Regions from separate parts of the Homo sapiens genome. Here all the other regions are linked to region 1. The links are chromatin loops, found by intact Hi-C in ENCODE. Cell type or tissue: chondrocyte. All regions are shown on one strand. Region 1 holds the start of TRV-AAC1-5 (tRNA-Val (anticodon AAC) 1-5). Region 2 holds the start of TRL-CAA3-1 (tRNA-Leu (anticodon CAA) 3-1). Region 3 holds the start of TRQ-CTG1-2 (tRNA-Gln (anticodon CTG) 1-2).

Region 1 (8,000 bases):
CCCAAAGTGCTGGGATTACAGGCGTGCACAACTGCGCACCCAGCCTCCACATCTTGACAGTTGTGAATTCATTGGTTGCAATGAATACAGAAGTGGTATGTGTCTTTCAGATTCTTATTTCAGTTCTTTTGGATAAATAGCCAGCATAATCATAAGGTAGTCACATTTTAAATTTTTTGGAGGAAACACCATACTGTTTTCTACAGTGACTGTATCATTTTGTATTCCCACCTACAGTGTAGAAACAAGGGTTCCAATTTTCCACATGTTGCCTTTTGTTTTTGTTATTTGTTTGTTTGTTTGTTTTTCATAATAGCTATCCTAACAGGTGTGATGTGAATCTCATTGTCAGGTTGATTTGCATTTTTTTGATGATTAGTGACATTGAACATTGTTGCTCATTTGCATGTCTCCTTTGGATAAATGTCTATTAGCCCTTCTTAAATCAGATTGTTAGAGGTTTGTTTGTTTTGCTACTGAGTTGTAGCAGTTCTGCATTTTGGAAATTAACTCCTTAACAGGTATATGGTTTGCAAATACTTTCTCCCATTCTATAACCTATAGAATTCACTCGATTGTTTCCTTTGCTGTGGCGGCTCCTTCATTTGGAATAGTCCAATTTTTCTATTTTTGCCTGTGCTTTTGGTGTCTTATCCATGAAGTAATTGCCAAGACCAATGTTCTGAAGCTTTTCTCCTATGTTTGCCCTGTTGCCCAACCTGGAATGCAGTTGCGCAATCTCTGCTCACTGCAACCTCCACCTCCTGGGCTCAAGCGATCCTCCCACCTTAGCCTCCCGAGTAGCTGAGACTACAGGGGCAGGCCACCAGGCCTGGCTAATTTTCTGTAATTTTTGTAGAGATGGGATTTTACCATGTTGCCCAGTCTGGTCTCGAACTCCTGGGCTCAAGCAATCCACCCCCGTCAGCATCCCAAAGTGCTGGAATTACAGGTGTGAGCCACTGAGCCCTGCCTGAGACCTTGTCTTAAACAGCAGCAGCAGTAGCAGCAACAACAACAACAACAAAAACAACAAACCAAACCAAACAACAACAACAAAAAACCAGTATGATACTGATACAAAGACAAACATAGAGACCAATGGAACAGAAGAGAGGGCTGGAGAAGTGTAATGCCTCCTGGTTTATTGTTTTTTTTCTCAAGATTATTTAGTGATTCAGGGTCCTTTGTAGTTTCATATAATTTTAGGATTGTTTTCTCTGTATCTGTACAAATGCCAGTGGGATTTTGATAGAGGTTGCATTAAATCTGTAAATCACTTTGGGTAGTATGGAAACTTTAAGTCTTCCAATCTATGCACGTGGGATGTCTTTCCATTTGTTTGTGTCTTTTTGATGGATGTTTTATGGTTTTCAGTGCACAAGTGTTTCACTTTCTTAATTAAGTTTAACTAAGTATTTTATTATTTTTGGTGCCACTGTATTAGGAGATTATCTTCCTAATTTTCTCTTCAGCTAATTTGTTGTTGGTGCATAGAAACACAATTGCTTTTTAATGCTGATTTCATATCCTGCAACTTAACTGACAGTTTTTAAAATGGAGTCTTTAGGGTGTTCTCTATATAAGGCCATGCCATCAATTAACTGATTTTTGTATGTGAAGCATCTTTGCATCCAAAGGATAAATTCCACTTGTTCATGGTGTATGATTATTTTAATGTGCTGTTGAATACAGTAATACAGTTTGTTAATATTCTGTTGAAGACTTTTGCATCTATGTTCACCAGGGATACTGGCTTTTAGTTTTCTTGGTAATGTATCTGTCTTTGATATCAGGGTATTTCTAGCCTCATAAAATGAGTTTGAGGCCGGGCGCGGTGGCTCACGCCTGTAATCCCAGCAATTTGGGAGGCCTAGGCGGGTGGATCACCTGAGGTCAGGAGTCGGAGACCAGCCTGATCAATATAGTGAAACCCGGTCTCTACTAGAAATACAAAAATTAGCCAGGCGTGCTGGTGGGCACCTGTAGTCCCAGCTACTCGGGAGGCCGAGACAGGAGAATTACTTGAATCCTGGAGGCAGAGGTTGCAGTGAGCCGAGATCGTGCCACTGCACTCCAGCCTGGTGACAGAGCATGACTCTGTCTCAAAAAAAAAAAAAAAAAAAAATCTTTATTATTTCGTCCCTTCTGCTAACTTTGGACTTAATTTGTTCTTCTACTTCTTTGAGGTATAAAAATTAGATTGTTTAACCGGGCACGGTGGCTCATGCCTGTAATCCCAGCACTTTGGGAGGCCGAGGCGGGCGGATCACCTGAGGTCGGGAGTTCAAGACTAGCCTGACCAACATAGAGAAACCCTGTCTCTACTAAAAATACAGTATTAGCGGGGCGTGGTGGCGGGCACTTGTAATCCCAGCAATTTGGGAGGCTGAGGCAGGAGAATTGCTTGAACCTGGGAGGCAGAGGTTGCGGTGAGCCGAGATTGTGCCGTTGCACTCCAGCCTGGGCAACAAGAGTCAAACTCTGTCTCCAAAAAAAACAAAACAAAACAAAACAAAAACAAAATTAGCCGGGTGTGGTGGTTCACATCTGTAATCCCAACTACTGGAGAGGCTGAAGCATGAGAATTGTTTTAACCTGGGAGGTTGCAGTGAGCTGAGATTGTACCACTGCACTCCAGCCTGGGTGACAGAGCGAGACCTTGTATCCAAAAAAAAAAAAAAAAAAAAAGAAAGGAAGAAAAAGAAACTTGGTGTAATTTTGATCTTAATTTTTTAAAGACATGCTTTGTAACCTAATGTGATCTATCCTGGAAAATGTTCCGTGTACCCTTGAGAAGAATGTATGTTCTGCTGCTGTTGGGTGGAATGTTCCTAATAGGTCTATTAGGGCCATTTGATTTTCTTCTGATTTTTAACATATGGGGACTATGACCTCCCTCCCTAGACAGGTAGTATATGGGGACTACCTGTCTTTGGTACTGTAGATGGCACACGACCTGCACCTTCCGCTGGAGCACTTTTTTTCTACCCTCCCAACCTGGATGCAGGTCTGGATCTCAGCCCTAGTATATGGGGACTATGACCTAGTATATGACCTAGTATATGGGGACTATGACCTCCCTAGACAGGTAATTCAGGGAATTTTTTCTACTTTTAATTATTGTGACCTCTAGTGTTTACTTCAGTTAACATCTGTAACTTTAGTTAAAAAGGACAAAACTCAAAACACCAAGGGGGCAACAGAGACTTGAAATTCCAGTAGGACCGTAGTTTTTGTTCCTAGTGGACCAAAAGGACTTACATGATTCTTCTGATTTTATGAATTCTGTCAGATTCTTGGAAGTAAATGTAATAGGCTGTCCCTTAGATAAAATTAGACCATAATTCAGATTCTGTATATTCTGAGATGATAAAGGGTAGAGGAGGCCATTATTAAAATGGCCTTAAATGTCATGCATGCTAGACCTTTAACTACTTCTCTAGTCTTACTTAAAATCACACCTTTTTTTGCTTTATGTACGCTAGCTACACTGGCCCTAGTGTATTAATTCCTCTTATTTATAAGGTTATCTCCCACCACAGGGCCTTTTTACATGCCATTTCCTATTCTTGGAAAACTCTCCTTTCTCCAATGCATTCTCTGGACTCCAAATCAATAAATAATTTTCTAGGGACTTTCCTAAACATTTAAGTGTGTGACACCTGCATTACTCATAGCAAAATGTATCTCTCCTCGTAGCAAGTTCTACATTAGTTTGTAAGGCAACTTGATTAATGTGTTTCTCCCTCAATGGAATGTAAGTTCTATTAAGGCAGGTACAATGTCTGTTCTTGTTCACCAATGAAGCCCTACTGTCTAACACATAGACTAGTTTATAATAGGCACTCAGTAAATATTAGTGAAAGAAATGTGTCACCTTCGCGCGGTGGCTCATGCCTGTAATCCCAGCACTTTGGGAGGCCGAGGTGGGCGGATCAACTCAGGTCAGGGATTCCAGACCAGGCTGGCCCATATAAGAAGCAGCTAACACCCCTAGGGCTGAGGGCTGAGATGGAGCACGCAAGTATTCTCTTCCCCACCAGGGCTGAGATCCAGACCTGCATCCAGGTTGGGAGGGTAGAAAAAAAGTGCTCCAGCGGAAGGTGCAGGTCATGTGCCATCTAGAGTACCAAAGAAAAATGTTCATGGGGAAGTCTGTTACCAGAGATGCTCTAAAGGAGGTTCCCCCAAAGTACTGCTGGCCACCATGCACTGCAGGAGGTTCCTACTAGGTAAACTGCTCAGGCTGTGGGAGCCAGGCCACTGTGCACAGTAACGCCAAGAGATTATTTCCTCCAGCAATGTCTCTCCATCGCCCTCTATTGACAAAATTTAATATTGAGCTAAACTGCGACAGAAAATATTTAAAGGGCCCAGCTCCGTTCCATTGTTATGGAGCAAGGAAAAGTGATTTTGCTGCTGAGAGGTAATAAATAGATAACCGGACAGAAGAGAAAATGCTGACTTTCTTTGGACTGGTTCGAATTCAAACACACTTTTATATCCTTGTCCAAGTGCACAATCCATGGTGAAAGTTTAAGAGCTGTCAAAAAGTTTGTTTTGGCCGGGCGCGGAGGCTCACGCCTGTAATCCCAGCACTGTGGGAGGCCGAAGCGGGTGGGTTACCTGAGGTCAGGAGTTCGAGACAAGCCTGGCCAACATGGCGAAACCCCATCTCTACTAAAAATACAAAAATTAGCGGAGCGTGGTGGTAATCCCACCTACTCGGGAGGCTGAGGGAGGAGAATCGCTTGAACCCGGGAGGCGGGGGTTGCAGTGAGCCGAGATCGTGCCACTGCACTCCAGCCTGGCAACAACAGCGAAACTCTGTCTCAAAAAAAAAAAAAAAAAAAAGTGTTTCCTCTCTGTGCTTCAGCAAAAAAAGAGCAAATCCAATTCCCCGAAGGGCTCAAAGCGAAGCGCTCTTCCTTAGAAATCCCCGAGGAAACCCCCTCCACGAAAAACCCGCAAGTGCTGCTCTCTGGATTCCAAGAAAGCCTGTCTCACCTGCGAGGTGCAGGCGGGTGGAGTTCTGGGACTCCGGTGCCTATTGGGATTGACACCACCGGGGTCACTCAGACGGAGATCAGAAAAGGAGGATGAGGGTGAGGGTTCGGCGTGGGGTAGAGAAAGGTGTGACGCGGGATTCAGCGCCACGTCGCTGGGTGACGGAAGGAGTACAGAAGTTGAGGGTTCACGTGCTCGGCAAAAAGCAAAGATTCTATTGGTTCAAATGAAAATACTCAAAAACAGAATTAGCGATAGAAAAAAAAGCGACTCTCTTTGTTTCCGCCCGGTTTCGAACCGGGGACCTTTCGCGTGTTAGGCGAACGTGATAACCACTACACTACGGAAACCAACGGTTACAAAGCTTCTTCTTTTTGACCTAAAAGACTAGTCCTGAATTCTCCCCCTTTCCCTCCACCCCCACCTCCGATTTTTTTTTGATTATGGTGAATTACACACTTTCACATTTACTATTTATAATATAAAAACTCGATGTCCTAATTTAAGTTGAGGAACATTTGATAAATAATCGGTTTGTACTTTTTTGTATAATAAACTATATTTCCCAGTAGTTACTTATACAAAGAGGCATAGAATTAATTTGGGAAAGGTAATTTGTTAAGATTTATGCATCTATGAATCTATGAACTAATTTTTAAACCTATTTCTAGTATTTAGATGTTCTTCCCATTGTTTTATACTTTAAAAAATACTGATTAGTTTTCAAATTTATAGATATAAATGTTTTAATGTTATATAATGTTTATATAACATTATATATAATGTTATATAATGTTTATAAGATATAAACATTTTAATGTTTAGTTGTAACCAACTAGTAGCTTCAATGATAACTCAATTCGAAGGAATTCTATAAAAAGTAGAACATTATGCTTCCCATAACAAAAATAATAAATAACTGGCTAATGACTTCACCTGACTGTAGCGTAGTCTTTGGTGCTCTAATTAGAAGAGAAGCTCTTTTCTTTCTAGAAATACTTGCCGACCTCCTTGTGGAAAACCCTCCCTTTCCGCTGTCTGCATTCGGATGAGAACCAGATCACCAGGGAGATGCAGACCAGGGGGACACTTCCTCCTGTTAACACTAGCGGAGCTGGTGGAACCCAGCCGACCATGCAGGAGGGAGGAGCTGGCAACGCCCTGAACGGTGGGAGGGGAAAGCATGCGGGGTGTCAGCGTCTCTAGGGTTTGGATAAGCCGATTTCAAGTCCAGGACAGGAGAGAAAACAAAAGAGTTCTGTTCAAATAATAATAATAATAAATCTTACTGAGTTTCAAACCAAGGGTCTTTACTGTATTGGGCAAATGTGATAACCACAATACCAGTAAAACTTGCCTTTGGTCCCATGTCTCTTCTACAGGAAAAAAAAAATACAGTTTTTCCAGATGCCCCAGGTTCTATAATCTCAAAGCTGCCCTTTCTTCCCAGAAACTCTCACAGTGGTGGTACGTTTCTTGCCCTTGTACTTTTAGTGTACTAAAACCAACAGCCAAACTTTATCATTTTAGCAATCCAAGTATTCACCCATGAGCCCCAATTTCTTTGCAAATGCCAGGCAAGAAAACCTCAAGTAGATAGAGAAGTAGAGAGCAGATGATTTGATTTTTTTAAAAAAATTCTACCATAGTGTCCTTATCTTATCCATGCAACTTGTTCTGATCTTCATCTTTCTAGTGCCAGAAAATGACCCTTTTAGGAACCCGGACCTGTAAGACTGAGCTCTTGGGACTATTAGCATTTGTTACAGAGCAGGTAAGCTTCAGGATGAGATATACTGGGGAACAGGTACAAGGTTACAAGATTGGATTCTATGTCACAAATAATTATTTCTCTGGAATGTGACAGTTCAATGCTATTTGATTTAGAAAAGGAGGATAAAACGCTCGTGTATTTTTTTCTTTTCTTTGTTCTTCTCTCCCTTTTCACTGTCTTCCTCTATCTACTTTCACTGCACACCTAGAAGCAAGCTGCCTTCTTCCAGATTCCTCCTTATAACTTCACTTTGCATATAAACACCACACACTCTCTGTGCTTAGAGGTGGTGGTTGGGCTGCCAGACCAGTCTGGAGAAAGTCTGTGCTTACTTTTTCCTCTACTTAGTATTCTTTCTTCCATGGGTGCCAGGAACAGAGAGCCCCTTCTCACCTTGAGATCATGTGAGCTGGTAGTAGCTGGATCATGAATAATTGGAATGCTGTGGGTAACAACTGAAAGAAAGACTGTAATTCCCAATTAACAAATTAGACTGTATTTCCCAATTAACAAATCAAGACCAGATTAGCAGCAACAATGATCATTAAAAATATTGTTAAAGAAAAAAAGAAAGAAAAAAGATAAAAAATATTGTTAAACTGGACATAGTGGTGTACCTGTAGTTCTAGTTACTCTGGAGACGAAGTAAATCAGGAAGATCACTTGAGCCCAGGAGTTTGAGGTTGCATGTGCAATGATTGTGTCTGTGAAAAGCCACTGCCCTCCAGCCTGGGCAATATAGGGAGACTCCATCTCTAATTTAAAAAAAATTGTTGTAAACACATTTATTTCATATTAATTAAAATAAATTATTGGCTGGGCACAGTGGCTCATGCCTGTAATTCTAGCACTTTGGGAGGCTTAGGCGGGATGATCACTTGAGCCATGAGTTCGAGACAGCCTGGGCAACATTGCGAGATCCCCATTTCAAATTTTTTTAAAAAGAAAAATAAATTATTGAGCTACAAACAATGTGCCAGACAATTGTGACCCTATGTTGTCACTAGGAGTACCAGAGGCATGCAGGACAAGATTACACAATCCTAACTCTCAAGGAGAAGAAAGAGGAACATGAGCAGCCAATATGCCATAAGCAAAAAGTGGAGCAACAGACGTACAGATTGCGAAGCATTTGGATGGTAGTATAGAGAGGAGGCATCTTCTTAGTCCTTATGAACTGGCAGGGCAGATCTGGCAGGGATCTTTGGAGCCAAAA
Region 2 (8,000 bases), 150 kb before region 1:
TGAATAAACATATAAGACTCCCGGCCGGGTGCGGTGGCTCACGCCTGTAATCCCAGCACTTTGGGAGGCCGAGGCGGGCGGATCACAAGGCCAGGAATTGGAGACTAGCCTGGCCAAGATGGTGAAACCCCGTCTCTATTACAAATACAAAAATTAGCCGTGTGTGGTGGCGCTTTCCAGTAGTCCCAGCTATTCCGGAGGCTGAGGCAGGAGAATTGCTTGAGCCTGGCAGGCGGAGGTTACAGTGAGCCGAGATTGCACCACTGCACTCCAAATAAATAAATAAATAAAATAAAAATAAAATTAAAAAAGAATCCCAAAAAGGGGATTGCCCCAGTGCCAGCTGGCGCTGTCTCATCTTCAAGAAGCCTGCTCTGACTCAGCTTTCAGTGTACTTTCGTTTTTGCAATAAACTGCCTTAAGGTGTTATCTTCGTTGTTGTTTGTCTCTTGCTTAAATTCTTTTAACCAAAAAACAAGAACGGAGGACTTTGCACTTCCCGGTAACATTTGAAGTTCTCCATTTGAAGACCAAAAACAAAAACAACAGCAACAAAAAACAATTCACCCCTGATCGTTGGGTACATAAAATAGGATCTTGCAATAGCTGTTTGCCAGTACATTCGAGTATGTTTGGATTGTCTTCTGCGTGTATGTTCGTTGTTTCATTTCTGTAGGAAATGAAGTTTCTGAAAGCTGCTAATTTGGGGCAGTAATTGAAAACATTACTACGGAACAGAATGGAAAGTAAATATTGGATGTATGTCTCCCACCTTAACAAAACGAGGGATTTGTAAAAAAAAAAAAAAAAAAAAAAAAAAAAAAAAAAAATATATATATATATATATATATATATATTACTCGGTAGAGTTTTAAATCAAGACGAAGATCTCTCTGTTCATCCATCATGGTCTTATATTTCTCTTACATGCGTCCCGTAATAACCTACATCCTGTCCCTTCACTTCACATCCCTTCTCCCATCACCAAAGAAAGAATCAAAGGGGGTCTAGATAAGCGAGGGAGAGGAAGAACGGGGAAACATGGAAAGAAGAAAGGCGGGAGGGGGTGGGGGGAAGTGGTGGTGGTGGTTTGACCTTGAGGAAGGAAACCAGACGATTGTGCAATAATACTCCAGCCTATCGCATACCCTCGCAGAAACCATTAAGATGCTGAAAATAATTATACAGGGAATACGTAAGTCCCACTCACGGGCTTGTTAAGTTAAAATGTGGTCGGAAGCATTGGGGAAAGCTCCTGAAAGGTGGTAGTTGCAAAATGGTTTTGGTAAAATCTACATCTCAAGCCCTTTTCTCCTGTTTTTGTTTGTTTTAGACACGATCTCGCGCTGTCGCCCTGGCTGGAGTGCAGTTGCGCGATCATACAGCTCACTGAAGCTTCGCGCTCCTGGGCTCAAGTGATCAAGCCATTCTCCTACCCAGGTAGCTGGGACTACAGGCGCGCGCCACCAAGCACCGCTCATTTTTTCTATAGACGGGGTGGAACTCCTGGGCTCAAACAATCCTCCCCGCTTAGTCCCCTAATCCTAGTGGTTTTTTGCTTTTTTTTTTTTTTTTTTTTTTCCTCTTGGCTTTTTGAGAGGGAGTCTTGCTTGGTCGCCTGGGCTGGAGTGCAATGGCATGATCTCGGCTCACTGCAACCTCCGCCTCCCGGGTTTAAGCGATTCTCCTGCCTCAGCCTCTCAAGTAACTGGGATTACGAGCACCCACAACTACTCCCAGCTAATTCTTGTATTTTTAGTAGAAATGGGGTTTCGCCATGTTGGCCAGGCTGGTCTCGAACTCCTGACCTCAGGTGATCCACCTGTCTTGGCCTCCCAAAGTGCTGAGATTACAGGTGTAAACCACGGCACCCAGTCCCCCAATCCTAGGATTAAAGGGGCAAAATAGCTGTGTCAGAAGTGGGATTCGAACCCACGCCTCCATGCGGAGACCAGAAGCCCCAAACCTGGGAAGTAGCAACTTGAGTCTGGCGCCTTAGACCACTCGGCCATCCTGACACGCACTGTTACTCCTTAAGTTTCATTATGTAACTCGTAGTCAGCAGACGCTGACTCCGACAAAGGAGGAAAAGACCTCGGATGGGTGGCGTACGCTCCTGGTTTTCACAACGGTATTTATTATTTTGCCCGGTGCTATTCTAAATGATGCTAAACATAGCATCATCAAAATACCTTATGTTGCTATCTTTCGGGTTAATTCAGAAATGAAACAATAGGGAAAGTGGCAAATACTCAGAACAGTGCTTCCTAAGTTACCATCTGGCTCCGTAACAGTTTCCTGGCTAGAGGGACCCTCAAAGCTCAGTATTCAGCGTCCTAAGCAGGTGCTTTGTAGAGAGAAACAAAAGTCATGCAATATTTTTATTTTTACTTTTCCGGTTCCCCCACCTAGCCCAAAATACACTGTGAATACTTTGAAGCAGAAATAAAATCAGTAACAGAAAAATGAACTGCCCCAATTCAAAAGAATGGTTGGAAAAGATGAAGGTGGAGAATGGAGAAAAATAATTAATAATTTTATCATTTTAAGAGGTTCCTGGAGCAAGAAAGGGTGGTAGGTGCTTGTGAATGTGCAGAGGTGAGAAGAGTGAAAAAGTGGAATTAATCATGGAGGCGGGTAAGAAAGGAAGAAGAGGCGTCAGGTTTGGAGAGGTAAATTAATCAAACTATCCATGGCTCATTTTTGTTATCGGTCAATGAAATCTTTCTCTTTCTCTCTCTCTTTTTCCTTTACTGTTATGTTGTTTTTCTTTGTCATGCCCACCATACAGCCCTTTCCTCTCTCCCAACATACAGGCACCCTCTCTAAAATATTTAAAATTATTATTTTTGAGACAGAGTCTGACTCTGTCACCCAGGCTGGAGTGCAGTGGCGCGATCTCGGCTCGTTGCAGCCTCCACCTCTTGGGTTCAAGCGATTCTTGTGCCTCAGCCTCCCGAGTAGCTGGGACTACAGGCGCGCGCTACCATGCCTGGCTGATTTTTTTTGTATTTTTAGAAGAGACAGGGTTTCACCACGTTGGCCAGGCTGGTCTCGAACTCCTGACCTCAAGTGATCCGCCCGTCTAGGCCTCCCAAAGGGGCGGGACTACAGGCGTGAGCCACCGCGCCCGGCCTATTATTATTATTATTATTATTGTTTGAGATGGAGTTTTACTCTGTCTCCTATGCTGGAGCGCAGTGGCGCCATCTTGGCTCACTGCAACTTCTGCCTCCCAGGTTCAAGCGATTCTCCTGCCTCAGCCTTCAAGTAGTTGGGATTACAGGCGCGTCCCACCACGCCCAGCTAATTTTTGTGTTTTTGGTAGAGATGGGGTTTCGCTATATTGGCCAGGCTGGTCTCGAACTCCAGACCTCAAGTGATTCTCCCACCTCGGCCTCCCAAAGTGCTGGGATTACAGTCGTGAGCCACCGCGCCCGGACAAAATTATAATAAACTATCCTTGAAAAATACGTTGTTGATTTGCGTGATTTAAATCCTAACTTCTGGCCGGGCGTGGTGGCTCACGCCTGTAATCCCAGCACTTTGGGAGGCCAAGGCGGGCGGATCACGAGGTCAGGAGATCAAGACCATCCTGGCTAACACGGTGAAACCTGTCTCTACTAAAAATACAAAAAATTAGCCGGGCGTGATGGTGGGTGCTTGTAGTCCCAGCTACTCCGGAGGCTGAGGCAGGAGAATGGCGTGAACTCGTGAGGTGGAGGTTGCAGTGAGCCGAGATTGCGCCATGGGACTCCAGCCTGGGCAAGGGAGCAAGACTCCATCTCAAAAAAAAAAAAAAAAATAAATCCTAACTTCTTTTCTTTTACTCAACACGGTTTGAAAAATCCACTCATCCTGCTACATGTACACCTGCTTGGTCACTTGTGGCTGCTGCATAGTATGAAAACCATAGGCAGTATACCTGATGGACATCTAGGTTGCCTCTAACAATCTGCTACCTCAAAATGCTAGAAGGACTGTACTTGGCAAGGTCAATCATGGAGCTGAGCTGGAATTTCACTGAGGTGGATTCCTAGAAGTGGAATTGCTGGGTAATAATTTAAAAGTTATACAGGAGGATAACCCAGGTAATGTTAATATTGCAAAAAAAACCTAAGACCCTGATTTTCAGCCCAAGATTTCAATCTATGTATACTTCATATAATGCAATTTTTATCTTCAAAAACAAGAGACAGAAAGGATATCCAAATCAGATAATTCTGAGAAGCAATCTCAGAAGAAGCTTTAAACTTAGTTTCTTTTTAACAGGATGATTATTTCTTTTGTTATTGATGACCCAAACTTGTTTTCAGCAGTGTCATAATCTTGAGGGTTCTTTCCTCTTAGGTTTTAGAGGTAACCTAGGAAATCTTTTGGTAGAAGTTTGTAACAGATTATTTTACGTGTGCAGAAAAGCAGTGAAGATTTTAGTCACTGATCAGTTGACTGATCAGTTGAACGGCTAAGGAAAAGAACTGGGTGTTACCGTCGTTGCTAGAGCGGTGTGAGTTTACGACAGTTGCTGGTCAGATCAATGTCCGACTCCCCTTTCAGAGAGACAGACGATATACAGGAATCTGGAACATTCCTACAGGGCTCTCTGAGAACGGAGACCTTTTTCTCGTGCCTTTTTTCTTTTCTTTTCTTTTTTTGTTTGTTTAATTTTTATGTTAGCGGATTCACAGACCAATAGATGGAAATCCGCTGCTTACTTTCTCGCAGGAGAAAATGATCTCCAACAGTGCTGCGGGACTGCGTCCAAATGGCACTGAAAATATCCCAGGATTCTGTAAATGTGGGGTTTTCCTTTGTCGATTGGTTTGATGTAAGAGAGATGCCTCTCTCTTTGCGAGACCCTGTTTGGCGAACATCGGTTGGGGAGGGAAATCTTGGAGGTAGAAACGGCTGAACTATTGTGGCATTCCTTGGCGAAACTTTCGGTACAAATCTGGTAGGGAAAAACAAAAGATCAGGCTGTGTCAGAAGTGGGATTCGAACCCACGCCTCCATACGGAGACCAGAAGACCCGAACACAGGAAGCAGTAAGCTTGAGTCTGGCGCCTTAGACCACTCGGCCATCCTGACACTGTGACAAAAATCCTTGAAACTATACATGATGAGTAATCACGGCTTACGGCTCGCCTTCTGGCTGAATCCCAGCCGCAAAAGTTCTCTCTGGAATTTGCCCGACTAAACAGGAGCTCCGAACTCACTGATTACAGAATGGAAAGGTAGAAGAATACAACTGTTAGTGCGGAATTGAATAATTCTTACAGTACTGGAGACCAAGATGGGAATTGAGGAACAAGATATGAAGGAGACGTTTCCACGTCACCTCTCCCCTTCCTCCAGTAACTCCCCGCTCTCGGCCCTGCCCTCTCCCTCTGACCCAGGCCTCCTGACTCGCATAGACCTCTGCTTACGACCCTGACCCTGTGGGGTCACTTTGCTCTTTGTGACTTAAGTCCTGATGCAGTAGCTCCAACTTGATGCTGCCCCAGGGCCAGTGGGAACTTTTCTGGACAAGAGGAGGCCATAGCAACAGAGTGGGGCTGTTCTGTACATGGATTTCTAGGCATTCCCCCTTCTCCTCAGACTATCCGAACTGTGATTTCACCACCGGAAGTCATCCTTACATGTTTCATTTCGTTACACAGTTCAGTAAACATCACTGTCTTCTGCCCTGTAGGGTCGCCTATGCTCTATAGTGATAATCCTGTCTCTCCTCTCTCTAGAGCTCTCAGATGCTTTTCTGCAAATATTACCCACTGTGGGAGGCAACAGCTATTTCTTTTTTGAGACGAAGTCTCGCTCTTGTCCCCCAGTCTGGAGTGCAATGGCGCGATCTCGGCTCACTGCAACCTCCGCCTCCTGGGTTCAAGCGATTCTCCTGCCTCAGCCTCCCGAGTAGCTGGGATTACAGGTGCGTACCACCACGCCCAGCTAATTTTTTGTATTTTAAGTAGAGACGGGGTTTAAACATGTTGGCCAGGCTGGTCTCGAACTCCTGACCTCAGGTGATCCACCCGCCTTGGCCTGCCAAAGTGCTGGGATTACAGGGGTAAGCCGCCGCGCCCGGCCGGCAACAGTTATTTCTAAAGATAAGAGTGTACATTTTATGACTGAAAAATACGTTTCTAGGACTGTGAAAATGAAATCATCAAAAAAAAAAAAAAAAGAAAAGAAAGAAAAAGAAAAAGAACCTTGTTGCAATGGTTTTTCTAGGATTGAACTGTGAAAGAGAGAAACAATTTAAAATTCTAGTAGCAAGGAGTGCCACTGAGTTTCTATAATTAAACTATAAGGGCCTAAACGGATGGTACACAAATTTGAAGAATCTCGCTCTATTGCCCAGGCTGGAGTGCAGCGGCGCAACCTCGGCTCACCGCAACTTCCGCCTCCCAGGTTCAAGCAATTATCTTGCCTCAGCCTCCCGAGTAGCTGGGATTACAGGCGCCTGCCACCATGCCCTGCTAATTTTTGTATTTTTAGTAGAGATGGGGCTTCACCACGTTGGCCAGGCTGGTCTCAAGAGATCCGCCCACCTCGGCCTCCCAAAGTGCTGGGATTACAGGCGTGAGCCACCGCGCCTGGCCTGGAGAGTTATCATTTTTAAATTTGTAATTTCCTCATCTGTTACTCTAAAATTAAACGGGAAACATCTCTTTTTAAAATTGGATTACTGTTTGTAGATTTTAATCTTTTCAATGCAACTATACTTTTCCTATATACTAAGTGCAATTCAATCATATGCAAAATTGGCAGTATATATTTTAATATATGCACATGTTGAATATTTGCACTAGTAGTTCCCTATTCCTGTTGAAGTCTATGTATACATTTTCTGTGGAAATGAAAACCTCTAAATGTAGGTTAAAAATATTTGAGATAGACCGGGTGGGGTGGCTCACGCCTGTAATCCCAGCACTTTGGGAGGCCGAGGTGGGTGGATCACCTGAGGTCAGGAGTTCAAGACCAGCCTGGCCAACATGGTGAATCCCCATCTCTACTTAAAAAATACAAAAAATTAGCTGGGCATGGTGGTACGCACCTGTAATCCCAGCTACTCGGGAGGCTGAGACAGGAGAATCGCTTGAACCCAGGAGGCGGAGGTTGCAGTGAGCCAAGATCGTGCCATTGCACTCCAGACTGGGGAGCAAGAGCGAGACTTCGTGTCAAAAAAAAAAAAAAAAAAATTGGGATACCTGACAGTGAATAATATAAAAATGTAATGTGAATCTGAAATTGCAACTGAAATATGTCTTAATCCAATTGTCTTTTATACACTGCTTCTTGTGAGGCACAGTATAGTCAATGTTTCATGAACTTCTGGGCAGTATATTTTCTAAAAACCTCCTTAATATTTATTTTATTTTCTCTAATCTTTCTTTACAAGTTAGGAAGAAATTGAATCTGAAGTGATAGGGGCTTCTGAGTGGTTAGGGTTCAGCCATAAAAAAATACTTGAGACAGACGGTATTTTCCAAAGATGGCCACACCAACATATCTCATCACACGTTGTCTTATTTTAATACAATTTTGACACATTTCCTTGAGGGGTGGGGGTCTACATTCCCTTCCCTTGAATCTGGATAGGCCTGTAACCATGATGGAAGTGATACACCAAGACTTCCAATGTTAGGTCATAAAACGTGGTAGAGGCTTCCACCAGCTTTCTCTCAAGACATCTGCCCTCAGAACTCAGTCATGGCGCTCTGAGAAGGCCTAAACTAGGACATAGGAGCAGAACACATGGAGAAAAATTAAGGCCTCCGGTCCATAGCCAGCAGCAACTGCCAGGCATGTGAGTGAATGATTCTTCAGATTATTTCTAGCCACCAGCTTCCCTCCATTTTTTGGGACAGGGTCTTGCTCTGTCACCGAGGCTGGAGTGCAATGGTATGCACATGGCTCAGTGCAGCCTCACCCTCCTGGGCTCAAGCAGTTCTCCCACCTTAGTCTCCTGAGTAGCTGGAACTACAGGCATGCACCACCAT
Region 3 (8,000 bases), 230 kb before region 1:
TCTTTCGGTGACCTTCGAAAGCGACATCGAGATTGACGATGTATAAGAATCTGCCGCCAGAAAGCACTGCATGTTGCCCAAGACAGTCACAGACATCGCAGTTGCCTGGGAGTCACGAAACTCTACCACTACGTTCTCGCTGCTCCATCGCGCCGCCATCTCCCACTCTCGGCCGCCAAGGCCCCAGGACCGCGCCCTCCCATCCACCAGACCCGGGTCCCCTGGCCCTCTGAGCCCTACACAGCCCGCGAGTCAGCCCTGACACGTCCAGTCCCCTGCTTCTTTGTGTTTTGATAGAAAACAAAACAAAACAAAACAAAACAAAAACATCTTGCCAATCCATTTGGCTTATAAAATAATGTATTGTGCACATTTATTATAATGATAATAATTACATAAGAAGTAATTTGGGAGAATGGGGTCCAAAATCAGCTATAGTATAGTCATGAGGGTTGCACCTGGAAGAGACTGCCTCTCTGATGTTCAAAGTTTGAGAATTAGTCCTTAATGAATAAATGTATATAATGCAATTTTGAAGTTTATACTTTCCTTGTTTGAACAGGATAGAATCAGCACTAAACAGAAACCAGTACAATTCTCAATAACAAATTATCTCAGTAGAGGTCCAATAACCCTGTGATAAATATGCGCCTGTTCTTCTCCACTGTCTGACCTACTTATGTCTGCATCAAGTATCCCCAAACTGCTCTGTCAGGAATATACACCCGAAGAGCCCTCTGAGAACTGGTTTAACTAGTATTTTGGCTTGTTTTGGGTGCACCTGTGACCTAATTTACAAGACCAAGATTAATTAAATGTTCATGCACAATTAAAAGACAATTTTACTTCAGTAGTATGATGCTTAATTTCTGCTTATAGAATTCATTTTTTATTAGTTATAAATTATGCTAGATGACATAGAGAGGAATATCAAATGCAGAGGATTCTTAGCCTGAGATCCATGGACCTCAAGTGTTTCACGAACACCTTGAGATAGTTTTCAAAATGGTATATGTGTGTATCTAGGGGCATCTTTCTGAGAAAGGGATTTCCTAGATTTTATTCAATATGATCTGGAGTCCAGAGCAAAAAAATATTGTACAAATCTTTGCTCTACTAACTTCTTGACATTGGGAATTTGAGGGAGAGGAATTTTCCATCAGCTTTTTGTTTTTTGGGAAATAAATAAAATGACTATGAGCAAACATGAAGACAATTCCCAAACCAATTCCCAAAGACTGGTACCAGTAGCTCCTGGTGCAGAACCAACTTCAGCATGGCAGGGAACAAAGAAATGTTCAGTTATACTGAGGGCAAAAGGACAATGAGAATCTCCTAAGTTCCTCAAAGTCACTTCTGTTGCTCCCTGATGTTTACAGTTCAAAGCAGATACTTGTGCTCCTAAAACAAACAACCTTGAAGCCCTGGCCTGATCTATGGTCTCAGCCTATCCTTCAACTTTTTCTCAGCTCTTCTTTTACTTCCACTATGGTATGGCCACCCAGACAACCAGTCCACAGACTACGCCCTTATCTTGTATCTCACAATATGTGAAAAGGTTTGGGCCAACACCGTCTTCTAAATACCATCTTCAATCCCTGCCTAAACTCAAATATCCAGCTTATTTCAGCTTCTCAGTTTATCTAGGCTGTTAGCTTCCAGTCACCTGCAGTTTTCCCTAACTTTCTCTGTGTGGGTGTTACTTTATTCACTGTTTTTAGCCAATATCTCATCACTACAAACTGAAATCTCCACAGGCAGGGCCAGTGCTTAGTGTCCTGCTCAATTCTGTGTCCACAGCACTAAGGGCAGCAGTGGGTGTGGCACAAAAATTTGTCCTTCCTATTTTCAAGTCCGTATACTCTCAGGTCAGTTGTAGGCTGTGCAAGCTGTACCACTAGGTCTGATATGTGGCTCATTAAGCAAAAACAGGAGAGAATTGTACCAATGCACATTGCAAGCCAGAGTTCTGAATTCATTTTGAAGAAGTAACTTCATTTGGTCACATTTTTGTTCTTATTCCCGTGAGCAATAGTTTCCATTTAATTGGGAAGATATAAAGGAGAGTTCCCATATATCCCCACACTCAGTTTTCCTTATTATTAAAATCTTACATTGGTATGGTACGTTTGTTACAAACAATTAACAAATATGTATACATTATTATTAACTAAAATGAATATGTTAGATTTCCTTCATTTTTACCTAATTTCCTTTCTCTGTTCCAGGATCCTATTCAGAATTCCATGTTATTTTTAGTCATCATGACTCCCTAAGCTCTCTTGGCTGTGGTAGTTCTTAGACTTTCCTTGATTTTGATGATCTTGACAGTTTTGAAGAGTGTTGAGCAGGCATTTTGTAGAATGTCCTTCAACTAGGATTTGTCTGATATTTTTCTCATCATTAGATCGGAGTTAGGGGTTCGAGGGAGCAAGACCGCAGAGGTAAAGTGGAGGGTTTTTGTTTGTTTGTTTGTTTGTTTTGAGACAGGGTCTCCCTCTGTCACGCAGGCTGGAATGCAGTGGCACCATCTCGGCTCTCTGCAACCTCCGCCTCCCGGGTTCAAGCGATTCTCCTGCCTCAGCCTCATGAGCAGCTGGGACTACAGGCATCTGCCACCACGCCTGGCTAATTTTTGTATTTTTAGTGGAGACAGGGTTTCACCATGTTGGCCAGGCTGGTCTCGAACTCCTTGCCTCAAGTGATCCACCTGCCTCGGCCTCCCAAAGTGCTGGGATTACAGGAATAAACCACCATGCTTGACCTAAAGCGCCATTTTTATCACGTTATATCAAGACAATATACTATCAACATGGCTTATCACTGCTGGTGTAATGCTTTTGGGATTTATTCACTGCTTACTTTCCCACCCTTTTTCATACTGTATTCTGTAGAGCAATCACTATGCAGAGCCCACAATGAAGGGGTGGAGTTATCTGGAATTCTGCTCAGGAGATTCCTTGAAAAACTGAGATTTGTTGCACATCAGGGAAGCTGTAGGGATTGGTTTGAAGTCTTCTATTTATTGTTTCTCAAATTGTTTCAGCTTTGACCATTACAGGCATATATTTTTAATTTTTTTTTTCAGAGAGCACAGAACTTGGTACAAGCCCTAGCCCTTAGAAATGCTCATCTTAAATTTGTTACATGGACCTTCAGTTTTTCAAAAGCCTCCAGTGGGCTAGATTTTTATTGAAAATGCTTAGGATCCTCATGCTTCTTGTTCCCGAGGCTCCTGGAAACCACCTTTAGTTATCCCGTTTGGTAAGAGGGTTTCATTCTGTCTTGCTTTCTGGTAGTGAGTGGATCAGAAAGTCATAGGGCTGGGAGAAGATGGACTGGATGAGATATGTACGGATATTCTCTTTGCCACTGTACAGCGGCCATTGCAGCTCCTGCCGCAGAGCCCACGGCCCTACGGGCGGGACCCATTTTAACCTGGTAGTGACAGTGCCGCCTCATTGAAGCAGGAAGGATTTTTGTCCATGACACTAGACGTCTCTAAGCAATAAAGTAATTTTGGCAGATGCCGATACCTCTCATGTGATCTTGTTGGGAAGGTTCAGATCCTATCACCTGAGATTATTTACTCTTAAAGACCCTCTGCCTCCTTCCTCAGCCTTTCTGTTTGACAACATAAGATCGCTTTTATCTCCTGCAATGAACACTCCTAGACAAGTCATGTCCGGGTCTTGGTATCAGTAAATTTTTACTGCTGAATATTTTGGGAGAGGTTCTCAGTTAATCCCATTGAGAAAGACCAAGTTAAAGCTTTATCAGTGAGAAACTAATTACAAAATCCTGCCTTGCAAATATTCGAGCTTTTAACAGTGCTTTACTCTTTGGTATCCACGAGGTGGAGCCTTCCCGGGAAGCAGAAAGCATCTTTTGGTGTCCTGTTTTTTGTTTTTTACCCTCGGCAACGCCACGGGTGCCAGGACTAGTTGACACGCCGCCTCAATTTAAGTCATCCATAATTTATACGTTACGAAATGGAACTTTCAAAAGTGTTCCTAGCGTTAGGAGCAAAGAACGCCGGACAAACGCTCGGGAGGCGGCGAGCCTCGCGGTTCTTCCAACAACGCAATCTGTCAGCGCGGCTAGGTTGGTGCCCTCTCCCCCTGTATCGGGGCAGCCCGGCTTAGGGCCGCAGAACCGAGGCTGGGGAGCCCCGCAGGCTGTTGCTAAGAGTCCAGGGGAGGCACGGACTTACCTTATCTGCCCCTGGAAACAGATTTGCTCTTGGATCTTGCACGAAGAGCCCTGTGAGAAACGAAAAGGGAACTTGTGTGATGGCGGCAGATAACGAACATTAGGGTAGAAACTTAGGTTCTTAAAGGGAAGACAGCTTGAGTTCGGAAATGAAGATATATTCCTTCAGGAAGGCCTGTTAAAAACACGAGCTATTGCGAGGTTCCATGGTGTAATGGTTAGCACTCTGGACTCTGAATCCAGCGATCCGAGTTCAAATCTCGGTGGAACCTGTCGTTTCTTCTTGCTTCCTCACTATTTTTTTCTTTCTAAAATAAATTTCCCTCTTAGATATGATTGGCAGGAATCTCCAGTTCATGTGAACCCAAAGTATGACGCGGACTCTGTACGGGGCCCACTGACTCTCTGCTCTATGTTCAGAGCAGGAGACCCTCATACCTCCTTCATTTTACTACCCTCCTCACCACCACCTAACAGATATTCTAATACCCAAAATAATTCGAGTTGAGTTAAACTTTTTACTTGATTTATTGCTTTATGAAATGCAGTTAATTCACTTCAGAGGACAAAAAGGACTCAACAGATTTGAGGGAAAAGAAATATTCTTGTATGTATCTTTTTCCCAAGAGAATGAGGCTTTATAATGCCTTTTAGGTGCAATCACTAGAATTTATAGGTGTTTCATTTGCCACTGAGAAACAAGGATTAGTGAAAATAAATCTGTACTTTAAATAAAAATTGCTTAAACTCTCTTAGGTATTTGAACACTATTGGATCCTCACATGGTAACTTCAATCACTGTCAACACGGTAAGTAAATATCCAGATACACCTTCTAAGTGCTCTGTTGGTCATTTCTGTGACATTAACCCGCCACACAGAATTGCTGTCAATGCTGAATACGTCCCATAGAATGATAGAGCTTTAAAATTGTATCCTAGGATGCCTCTGTGATTATTTTGTCTTCATAAAACTAAATGTCTCTTGTTGCAAGTTAGTTTATTTTCTGGTAAATGTTTGGATTTGTCACAACTTAAGGAAAGACAAAGAAGTTACTGGGTCTCTGAAGAATTAAGGCCAAAGTGCTTTCCTTAGTTTGATTTTATCTATTAGTATTTATAAAATTGTGTCTTTTAATTGTGGATACAGGGTATCAGGCTATATGTTATAATCTTTTTTCATTTAATCTTATATTGCTAAAATTAATCATCTCTTTTGTTGTATGTAGCTACCATTCATTCATTGATTTCATGTTAGCTGCTGTGTAATATGAACATGCCACAGCTCATTCATTCATCTTTCCATTAATGGGAAACCAAGAGATGTTTATAATATAAATTTGATTTTGAATTATGGCAATTCTTGGGTCACAAAAATTAAAAATTATTTTACTGCAGAGGAAATTCCTGATTCTGCAACCATACATTTAATGGAGAATTTATAACTTTGAATTGTCATTTTCATTTTCCAAATGCTTCCACACATAATGATTATTTGCCCTTTTATATTGTACTACCCATTCCTTCTGATTCCTCATGCATTTTCTAGTGTTAACTGCTAGCAGCATTATGTTCCCCAGCATGGAATGCCTTTGCTAGGCCTTATGCCACCACTGCCTCTAAAAGCTTAAATATCTACCTGCATTTAGCAGATATCTATTCATTACCCTTACCAAGGCAAATGTTGCAAGAAAATAGATGCTTACCTTTAATTTAGATGGACCTAATTTGCTTCTAAACATTTCTTCATAGACTTTATTATACTTGCATAAAGATGCATCATGATAAAATACATAATTTTGGAGTTTTTCTCCCTTGTTTATATACATGTTTCTTCTGAAAGAAGAAATACATCTGATTGGAAAACTTAGGGCACATGCGTGCCATCCTAGCTACATAGAAGCCTAAGAAATTGTTTTAGACAGTTTGGACTACTATAACTATATAATGTTTGTTGACTTAAACAACAAACATTTATTTCTCACAATTCTGAAGGCTGGGAAACCCAAAATCAAGGTTCCAGCTGATTCAATGTCTGGTGAGCCCTCCCTTCTTGATTTGCAGCCTACTGTCCTCTTGCTCTATCCTCACATACTGGGGGGACAGAGAGAGAGAGAGAGAAACAGAGAGAGAGAGGCTTCCACATATGCATTTGAGTCCATTCAGTCCATAGCAGGAATTTAGTTATCACAGAACCATTGAGGATGCACAGTTCATTGGTAGAGAATTCTCCCTAGTCATATGAAGTCTTAGGCATATTAGACCACTATGTTCATCAATATGATTATCTATAATTTCTTTTCTTCCTAAACTTTTCTTTTTCCATCAATTTTCTCTTTCATTATGATTCAGCCACAGAATCTGTTAAAATAGGCCGGGCACAGTGGTTCATGCCTGTAGTTTCCACAGTTTCAGAGGGTGAGGTGGGTGGATCACTTAAGGCCAGGAGTTGGTGACCAGCCTGAGCAAGATGGTGAGTCCCTGTCTCTACAAAACTAATATTTGTTAAATAATCTGTTAAAATATTAGTTAATAATTACTAAATTTTGAGATGTAGAAACAAAATGGAACTAAAATGATGAATAACAATAATACACAAAATGGGATGTTGTAATAAGGATCAAATTATACTGGAGTCATTTATCATAATAAAAGATAATTTTTAGAACTGTTTACTGAAGTTATAATTCATGCAAATGCTGAACGAATGACTATGAAATTAGTACTTGTCTGAGGGCATGGCCAAAGCTACGCAGTAGTGCCTCTTTGCTGTGAATAAAATGCCAGGATGTAAAAATTTAAGAATTTTATTGAAAAACTAATTATTATTAGCATTATATTTAATGTATTATATTTTATATTAATATATTACTATAAGAACTGTATTATAATCAAAACTTTACTAGTCAAAATTTCAAAGGTTGATATTATTGTGTATTGATATCATTTACTAGATTTTTCTTCAGTCACCCTACAGCACAGCTGGGCCAAAAAATAGATGCCCACTTTTAACTTAGATGGACTTCATTGCTTCTAAACATCTCCTCTTTTCTTCAAAGACTTTGTTATACTTGCATAAACAAAGATTTGTCATGATATAATACAAAATTTTGGAACGTTTCCCCCTTGTGAAAGTTTAATGTGACAAAATAGACATTTTGCTTTTAAGTTATTTTGACAAAATGAAAAAAATTGTCAAATAGAACTTTTGTTTAAAGACTCAAGGCTAATATAGAAAATAGTTTTTGAAGGTATTTTTAAATATTCTAGAAATGAAGAATTAAGATATAATTACAACTTTATTATTCTTCATTTTATTCTAATGTAAATATTTATAATATTTGTTGAGAATAAAAGTATGTGATGTTCTTCCTATACAGCAATCTAAAGAACTCTTATATTTATATTAACTTCCTTATATTAATTTCAATTTTATTAATTCTTAATATTACATAAAATATAAAGTTTTTCACAAATTATTAATTATTGAAGCATTTTATCCCTAAAATAGTAAAAATCCATTCATATTTCAATGATTGACAGTATCTTAACAAAGCTCACAAGATTTTCACTCTATGCTTAATAGCTAAAATTCTTATTCTTGTACTAAACAATAACAGTACTAAAAAATAAATAAATAAAATAAGACAACTATACTATTCAGATACTAAAAGTAAACCTGGCCTTTTCCGCCTGTGGACACTGCTGAGGAAGCACTGTTAAACGCCCTTCTTCCCACTGCCATCATATCTAAGTCAGCGTCTCCTAAAGAGCCCGAACAGCTGCTGAA

What was found. Peaks named below come from ENCODE experiments on the same cell type or tissue, not always from the same donor. Only the 100,000 strongest peaks of a DNase experiment are listed, where the experiment ranks them.
Region 2: a loop joins it to region 1, with 2.8 times the contacts of the local background. A loop is called at or near these places in 15 of 110 quality-filtered maps.
Region 3: a loop joins it to region 1, with 8 times the contacts of the local background. A loop is called at or near these places in 83 of 110 quality-filtered maps.

Annotation. Positions count from the first base shown.
Region 1 is chr6:27,748,113-27,756,112 of GRCh38, forward strand. TRV-AAC1-5 (tRNA-Val (anticodon AAC) 1-5) reads right to left here and starts at 5,360; the gene lies at 5,288-5,360. RefSeq lists enhancers at 4,554-4,613, 4,784-4,873 and a silencer at 5,324-5,463. In chondrocyte, CTCF peaks have their summits at 4,325 (motif pointing left), 4,533, 6,089 and 6,297; a DNase peak (open chromatin) is centred at 5,117.
Region 2 is chr6:27,600,658-27,608,657 of GRCh38, forward strand. TRL-CAA3-1 (tRNA-Leu (anticodon CAA) 3-1) reads right to left here and starts at 2,018; the gene lies at 1,912-2,018. It overlaps TRL-CAA2-1 (tRNA-Leu (anticodon CAA) 2-1), which reads right to left and starts at 5,088; the gene lies at 4,981-5,088. RefSeq lists a cis regulatory region at 1-34 and an enhancer at 938-1,438. In chondrocyte, a CTCF peak has its summit at 4,860; no DNase peak of the experiment used is centred here.
Region 3 is chr6:27,515,117-27,523,116 of GRCh38, forward strand. It overlaps TRQ-CTG1-2 (tRNA-Gln (anticodon CTG) 1-2), which reads left to right and starts at 4,413; the gene lies at 4,413-4,484. RefSeq lists an enhancer at 3,766-4,055 and a silencer at 4,446-4,495. In chondrocyte, CTCF peaks have their summits at 3,879 (motif pointing right) and 4,104; DNase peaks (open chromatin) are centred at 178 and 4,072.